Linked DNA regions of Homo sapiens: region 2 is linked to region 1. Evidence: chromatin loops called from intact Hi-C (ENCODE). Cell type or tissue: Calu3. All regions are shown on one strand. Each heading gives the region's core, and the rest is flanking DNA. Links, peaks and the distances in the headings are about the cores only.

Region 1 (4,407 bases), core at 191-4,190:
CACTCTGCGGGTAGTATTCTCACTGTTTTCACGTGGTCTTTCATAGAATAGAAGTTTTAAATTTTTGATGAAGTCCAATTTATCTTTTTGTAATGTATCATGCTTTTGGTATCTAAGAACTCTTTACCAAGTCTAGGTCCTAAAGATTTTCCCCTAAGTTCTATTTTTAAAAACATTTTAAAGTTTTACATTATACATTTAAATTTATGATCTACTTTGAGTTAATTTTTGTGTAAAGTGTGAGGTTTAGATTTAGGTTAAGTTTTGCCATGGATATTCAATTGCTCCTGCACCATTCATTGAAAAGGCTATCCTTTCGCCATTATATTGTTTTTGTACCTTAGTCAAAAATTTGTTGGCTGTGTGGGATATTGCTGAGTGCACTGACCTCTTCCAATGATCTATGTTTCTAACCATCTTTCAGTACACATTATATCCACACAGATTTGATTATTGCAGCAATACAATTGATCTTAAAATTGGAGAAAGTGAATTATCTCATTTCAAATTACAAAACTAATGTAACTATTCTACTTGCTTTCTCTTTTCATATTAATTTTAGAAAAATCTTGTTCATGTCTCTTAAGAAATCTTGCTGGAATTTTGATAGAAATCGCATTAAATTATAATTTTCAACTATCTCCAATACTAATCTGTCTCTATTTATAGATGACATGATCATCTACATACAAAAAGGAAATTCCGAAAGTTAATTAGTGAGTCCAGCAAGGTCACAGGATGCAAGATCATTACACAACATAAATCAAATATATTACTGTATATGAGTAATGAGCATGTTATTAATGAAACGAGTTGTAATTGGGGACAATTGACATCTTTATTATATTGAGTCTCACAATTCATGAACATGGTATATCTCTCCACTTATTTAAATATTCTTTATTTCTATCATCAACATTTTGTGTTTTTCCCCAGTGTACAAGTCCTATATATGTTATCTTAGATTTACACCTATTTCATTTTCTGAGCAACTTTCCATAATATCATATTTTTAATTTCAGTTTCAACATGTTCATTTCTTATATACAGTAATACAATTGAGTTTTGTTGTATATTGATCTTTCATCCTCTGACCTTGCTGAACTAGGAGGACTTTTTTGATGTAGATGATCATGTCATCTATAAATAGGGACAATTTGCATGCCAACTATTTCCTTTTATTGATTTTTAATATTGAATAAAATTTATAGTACTATATTGAATAGTAGCTGTAAGAACAAACATCCTTGCCTTGTTGTCACTCAGAGAGAAAGTATTCAGTCTTTCAATGATTAAGTATGATGACAGCTGTAGGTTTTGTAGATGTATCTTCAAAAGTTGAAAAAGTTTCCTTCTGTTATAGGTTGAATTGTGTTCTCAAAAAATTTATATACTCCTAACTCCCAGTATCTCAGAATGTTATCTTATTTGAAAATAGAGCATTTTAGATTGAATTAGCTAAAATAGGATGAGGTCATACTGGACTAGAGGCCCTTAATCCAATGTAGGCCCTTAATCCAATATGATTAGCGTTCTTATAAGAAGGGGAAATTTGGAGAAAGACACACAGGGAGAACACTGTGTGAAGATGAAGGCAGAGATCAGGGACATGCTTCTATGTGCCAATGAATAGCAAAGATTGCCAGCAAACCACCAGAAGCTAGATGAGAGACATGCAACAGATTCTTCATTACAGCCCTCCAAAGGAAACAACCCTGCTAATACCTTGATCTTAGAATTTTAGCTTCCAGAAATGTGAAGACAATACATTTTAGTTGTTTAAGCCACTCACTGTGGTACTTTGTTATGGCAGCTCTAGCAAACTAATATACTATTTCTAGTTTTCTAAGAGTTTTTACTATAAATGAGTGTTGAATATTTTCAAGCAGTTTTTTTCTGCATCAATTGATATGGTTGTGTGAATTTTTTCCTTAGTTTGTTTACATAGTGGATTACAATAACTTAATTTTGGATGTTGAAGTAGCCTTGTTGCTTAAAATAAATTCTATTAGTCATGGTGTATAATTTTTATATACACTGTTGGATTTGGTTTGCTAATTTGCTAAACTAATATTTCATTTTGGGGATTTAAAAAAATCTGTATCATGAGGAATATTGATCTCTAGTTTTTGTTCTTTTTTGTTGTTCTTGCGCTATCCTTGGATTTGCTGTCAGAGTAATACTGGCTTCATAAAACAATTATCAATATTTTCTCTTACTCTATTTTTTGGAAGGTATTATGTTGGAGTTATGTCTTTAAATGTTTGGTAAAATTCTCTAGTGAAATCTCCTAAGCCTAGAGATTTCTTTTTGGGAGATTTTAAAATCACAAATACAATTTCTTTACAGTTATAGAGATATTTAAATAGTGTAATTCATACTGGTAAATTGTGGTAATCTATGCATTTAGAGGAACATATGTACTCAAATATATATGGGTAGAACTATTTGTAGAATTTCTTTTTTTTGATGTCATCAGAGTCTATAATAATAACCCCTGTTTTATTCCTGAAATTGGTAATTTGTGTCCCTCTTTTTTTTTTTTGTTCAGTCTTGCTAGAGTTTTGACAATTTTATTAATCTTTTCAATGAAACAGTTTTTTGTTTCAATGATGTTTTTCTATCATTTATGCTTTTAATTTTGTTGCTTTCTACTGTGGTATTTATAATGCTCTTTCATCTGCTTGATTTGGATGATCTAGCTCTTCTTTTTTTAGTTTCCTGAGGTGGGGGCGTATTGTTAATTTGAAACTTTTCTTCTTTTCCAATGTGAGACTCCAGCGCTATAAATTTTCCTCCCAGCATTATTTTAACACCATCCCACAAAGTATAATATGCTTTACTTTCATTTTCATTCAGTTCAATGTATTTTTAGAAAATTCCCCTTGAGACTGCCTTTTTGACCCATGGATTCTTTAGAAGTGTGTTTAGTGTCCATGTATTTTAGTCGTGGTGTTGAAAAGCATATTCTCACCTGGACAAGCTATGGTGGTGCTGCGAATACTATTGCTTAGAGGAAAATATTAAAAACAACTATGAGATTGTCCTTGGTTGACTTTTTGGAATCAGAATATTTTAAGTGGAACTGGTTTAACCAGAATTAAGTAAATATATTGGTATGAGTCTAAGGAACTCTCCTGTAAAGAATCAAGTTACCAAGTTCTGATTAATATGCTAGATTGACCACAAACTCCTGTATTTTCTCTAAAACCATACTAAAGTGGCCATAAAATGATCTCAAAAATGCCACAAGCCAACAATGACAATGTACACAGGAAAAAGGTGATAATTTTACAAGCTGAAGTGAAATGGACAAGAGATGACAGTTGTAACAGACCAGAGAAAGCTGAAGTTTAGCCAGTGGAAACCTCTGAAGCAAGCTAGTCATGATGAGGAAGACCAGCAAAGCTCAGGAACTGGAAATAACAGTTACACTGAAGTGGGGTAGGATACAAGTGGATCTGAAAAGAGGAAGATTGTTCAAGAAACAATATAAACAGCAGCTCAAACCCTAGATTCACTCCTGTAGTCCTCACACTAAGGAAATTACCCCCTATACTCCAGCAGAGGATTAATTTATTTTCTATAAAGGTCGAAAATTAGTGGCATCATATAAAGATGAAGACAAAGGTATCACAAGAGATACAGGCAAACAAAGTAAAACTCTAATATAAACAGTGGGATTCTTTGACTTAGTTATGAATGAGTAGCTAATAGTCAGTCTCTTATTCCCTCCAGGCAGGTCATTGTATAACCCCTCCCTGAATAACTGGCCAGCATACGAAGAGGAATCTGCAGATACCAACAGTCTTTGTATTGGTTCTTCAAAGAAACAGCCCATCCAGATCACACTATGGTGAAGCCCAGAGTGAACAAGTCTGCCTTTAGACACTAAACTCCCAGTCAGCTTTTCAGCCATTCTTAAAGATGAATGGACAGCCAATGATCACCAAACATCAGAGGAAACTCTCTAGCAAAGTAAAGATAAAATAAACAGTATGGGGCCGGGAGTGCTGGCTTATGCCTGTAATCCCAGCACTTTGGGAGACTGAGGTGGGAGACTGAGGTAAGAGACTCGCTTGAACCCAGGAGACAGAGGTTGCAGTGAGCCGAGATCACGCCACTGCACTCCAGCCTGGGTGACAGAGCGAGACTCCATCTCAAAACAAACAAACAAACAAACAAACAAACAATGAAAAAGACAAAAATTAAAAAAAAAAAGTATGAAATTTAAACAAAGATAATGAAAGGAACAGAAGAAACTTTTTGTGAAACGTAATTGAAGAGAAACAAAAAGAAATTATATTACATAAAAATGGGAAGCAATAAGGAAGATTCATACAACAAAAGCTAGCACTTGGAAATTAAAAAATAAAGAACCATAAATAAAAAAAATCTAAAAGAATA
Region 2 (4,407 bases), core at 280-4,279, 70 kb after region 1:
AATTCACCCTTCTAAATCCAAATGGAAAACAAATTCTCTCTCTCATACAGTTGCTGTAATATCGTAAGAACATAAACCTTTAGGTGAGTGAACATGTGTTTATAATTATTATTGTATAACACATAGGTAAACAAAATTATTCAATTAGCTAATGAATCCTTCTAATTCTAAAATATAGCCTAAGCTACAATTTCCACTTTACCACTGGGACCTGATCAAATGTAGTAGTTAAGAACATGAGCTTTGGTTTCAGGTAGATCAGGGTTTGAATTTTAAATCAACCAATTAATAGCTTTCAATGGGCAAATAGATTAATCTCTCAAAGCTTTACTTTCCTCACTTGTAAAATGGGCTTAAAATATTGCCTTATAGGATAACTAGAAAGATTAGAAAATATAATGTATATGTAAAGCTCTTACCTCAGTGTCAGGAAGTGACAATGCAATGAGTGCTATCTATTATTCTTATTATTATTACTAATGTTGTTTAAGTCTAATCAACTGCCTCTGTGCTGCATATAACTGTTGAGTATGTGCACTCTGCCCTCTAAGTTTGACCACTGTGCCTCTCCAGCTTCTCACCTCTTTCACTGCTTGGTTGTCTGCTCTAATGAATGCTATGAACTCACTTCAGAAAACTATATAAATGCAAATACACTAAATTATCCTATTGTACAAACACAACTAGTGTCAGCATGGGGGTACACATCGCTTAGACCATGTCTAGTTATGGATATATAGGTGCATTTCTACAAATCCATCTATTAGTTTTATGTGTGTATATTTATGTGTATCTGTGAAGGTATCTCCTCCTCCCCACAATGACTGATATTTGGTCATTTACAGCAGCAGATTCAAGTGCAGAGACTGATGACGTTCCTTTTGAAACCAAAGATGCTGTTATATTCAGAATTATTTTATTAGAGTAGGTGTTTGTTCCTTTGAATATCTGAATATCTTTTCAGAATAAAAACAGCTTTTTTCTTAATTATATCTAAGTAAAACTACATACTCGTAGTAAAAATTTTAAACAATACATAAAAGTCTAAGAAGAAATGTGAAAAATCAGGTGAAATTCCAACAAGAATGGAGGGGCTGCCGAGCAGCCCAATAACATAATTAATGCAGTCATCCAATTTAGTAGTGCTATGTGAGTTAAATTGGAAAAGAAAAAGCCTAGAAACCAGGAAATCAGTTAGACAGCCATGCAATCGTCTGACAAATAACCAAGGCCAAGAGGAAAACTCACCAGCAGTGACAGTCAGAGCCAAGTTGTGTTGAGCACCTAATTTGTGCAAAGCAGACACACTCCGAAGAAATAAAAAAGACATGACCTGTGTGCTCTAGGAGCTCAATTTAGTGGAAGAGACCAGTTCTGGCATAATTGAGGTTCACAAAACTTGGCCAGGGAGTTTGTGTGAATAAGACTAATTCTAGTACATGTCCTTTTCCACCAACATGCTGTGTTGGGAAACATTTCAAATCCACATTTTAGATTTAGGGTTAGGGAATATGTGGTAGGCAAAAGAGACTCACTGTATCAAACCTATAGTTGTACCAACATTTAGAAAATCTTTAAATCAACATGAATCATTTCATTTTGAAATGCAAAGAAAGACACAGGTTTGTACAAAAAGAAAGGTTCCAGGGGTATAGGTGCCTGAGGGTGGATGTAGTCTCTTTAAAAGACGAAGTCTCATAAAACATTTATCTCTACTAAAAATCCAAAAAAAAAAATTAACTGGGCATGGTGGAGGGCGCCTGTAGTCCCAGCTACTCGGGAGGCTGAGGCAGGAGAATGGCATGAACCCGGGAGGCAGAGCTTGCAGTGAGCCGAGATCGCGCCACTGCACTCAGCCTGGGTGACAGAGCAAGACTCTGTCTCAAAAAAAAAAAAAATTATCTCTTGCTGGCTGTCTGGCCAGAAAGGTCAGGCTCGGGTAACATTTGTTAATGATTATCTAAGTGCAGAATTATTTTGGAATGTGCCTAAAGCTAGTTTTCAAAGCAGGAGTAATATATGAGATTCATTGAGAAGACAACAATTATTTGAAAAAAAAAGGGAAAAAGAATGAGTGAGAGAGAAAATATAGAATTCTACAAATAGCTGGGTTTTTTTTTCCCCAATATTTTAGTTTCTGATTATCTGGAATATTTTCCAATGAATTCACTTTTTTGTATTAACAAGCAACATAAAATAGTGCATTCATTTTATTATCTGTGCATTTGTCTGACAAAAATTAACTATAATGACATGTCAAACAGTACAATTAGAAATGAAAAGTTAAATTGATAGTATTACTGTGACTTTATTTTGTATTTTATTATCATGTACTTGTCAAACAAATTTTGACAATATAAGGAGAGAATGTGGAAAACAAAACTTTGAGAATGCACACATGATTAAATCATTTCATACTAAAATCTGCATCTGATTCTTCTACAACTATTGAGGTTAGATCACTTTCTAATGTCACTATTCTAATAATATATGTAATATAAATAAATCTTACAAGATATGTGAATAAGTATTAATATATGATTTACTTATGGCAACTTATATAGATTTTATATTGAACTGGCACTGCATATTCCCCATTTTAATTTCACTAACACTAGCTAAGTCTTTTTGATAATCTAAATACAACTTCTAAGCTGGGAGGGGCTGCAATTCATTTTTTGATTCAATTCCAAAGTTCCTTTCAGAGTAATAAAAACATTTTCTAAGGAAACAGAGGATGACCTTGCTTCATTATTTAAGCAGCTCAGCCTCTGTTTTTTTCCAAGCTTACCATGGAGTTGGCTTCAAGGACACTTTTTTTCATAAAGGTTTTTAGAGAAGGAATGGTGTCACCATGGAAATTGTCAAGCTTGATTCTTTCCCAGAGACATTACTCTGAGCTAGATATTAGGAAGGAGAGGCCCAAAGAGAGAACTCCTCAAAGACATACCTAGATTTAGATCTAGATCCACATCTGTTCTTCCTTAGGAAAAGACTTTGCTTTGAAAGTAATTCAGAGGGTCACAAAAATTTAAAGGCAGCTACAGATATCTTTCAGTGTCAAATATACTAGGATAATAAGTCACTACAATCAATTCAGAAAAAGATGAAATTGGGTGTCATTACATTATATTTTTAATTTTAATTTTGTTTTAGTTTTCTTCTGGTGAAGACATATGGCTCACTAAATCATATAAAGTAAATATGCTAAAGTTATATTGAAAGCAAATGGTCAAATAGTGTGTGAGGAAAAGATTAGAATACACATATAATTTCTCCATCTCGTCACAAGTTGATGGATTACAATACATCATCCAAATTCTGTTCTAAGTTTCAAAAATGTAAAGGTTATGGGTAAATTTAGAGAATAAAGGTATATAAAAAAAGAGGTTTTGTCATATAATTAAAAACAAAATGTCAGTGTAGATTGGGTCTGCATTCTACACAATGCAACCGAGGTCAGATATCCATTTTAACTTAAGAGACTCCAAATCCCAACTGTTTTTCATTTTCAAAAAAGAATTAAACTACATAGCCCTCAATTCTGTCTATTTCTTTTTGGAACTATGATAAGACCCTTGATTATTTTTTCACCTAGAATGCTCCAATTACATTTTAGTTTATCTCTCTTTCTAGGTTTTATCACCTCAGTCCACCACCCTCTTCACAATTTGACCATGCAATTTTCTCTTTCTCTTTCTTTCTTTCTTTCTTTCTTTCTTTCTTTCTTTCTTTCTTTCTTTCTTTCTTTCTTTCTTTCTTCTTTCTTTCTTTCTTTCTTTCTTTCTTTCTTCTTTCTTTCTTTCTTTTTCTTTCTTTCTTTCTTTTTCTTTCTTTTTCTCTTTCTTCTTTCTTTCCTTCTTTCTTTCTTTCTTTCTTTCTTTCTTTCTTTCTTTCTTTCTTTCTTTCTTTCTTTCTTCTTTCTCTTTTCTATTTTATTTTTTTGAGACAGGGTCTTAATCTGTCACCCAGGCTGGAGTGCAGGGCAGCCTCGACCTCCTGGGTTCAAAGGATCCTCCCCACTCAGCCTCCCAAGAAGCTGGAACTACAGGCATGCACCACCACACCCAGCTAATTTTTGTAGTTTTTATGGAGATGGGGTCTCGCCATGTTGCCCAAGCTAGTCTGAAACTCCTGGGCTCAAGCGATCCTCCCACCTTGGCCTCCCAAAGTGCTGGGACTATAGGTGTGAGCTACTATGCCCAGCCTCATGTGACTTCCTTAATGCCAATTTCTTCATTGACTTTCTTTGGCTCTCAGCCTAGTGTGCAGGCCCTTGATCGTCTGTGGCATACTTTATTGGACCTTTCTGTTATGATGTCCCCATGTACACCCCAAGCTATCCCTTCCAGAAAAACCTTTATTCTAGTTCACTATCTAAAATGCTTAACAGCTTTGCTAAGCTAA

The links. Peaks named below come from ENCODE experiments on the same cell type or tissue, not always from the same donor. Only the 100,000 strongest peaks of a DNase experiment are listed, where the experiment ranks them.
Region 2: a loop joins it to region 1, with 2.2 times the contacts of the local background. A loop is called at or near these places in 1 of 110 quality-filtered maps.

What each region holds. Positions count from the first base shown.
Region 1 is chr12:88,815,221-88,819,627 of GRCh38, reverse strand. No RefSeq gene overlaps it. Among named protein-coding and RNA genes, the nearest start is that of LINC02458, 200 kb to the left of the region's middle. In Calu3, for the core only: no CTCF peak of the experiment used is centred there; no DNase peak of the experiment used is centred there.
Region 2 is chr12:88,744,934-88,749,340 of GRCh38, reverse strand. No RefSeq gene overlaps it. Among named protein-coding and RNA genes, the nearest start is that of KITLG, 170 kb to the right of the region's middle. In Calu3, for the core only: no CTCF peak of the experiment used is centred there; a DNase peak (open chromatin) is centred at 1,930.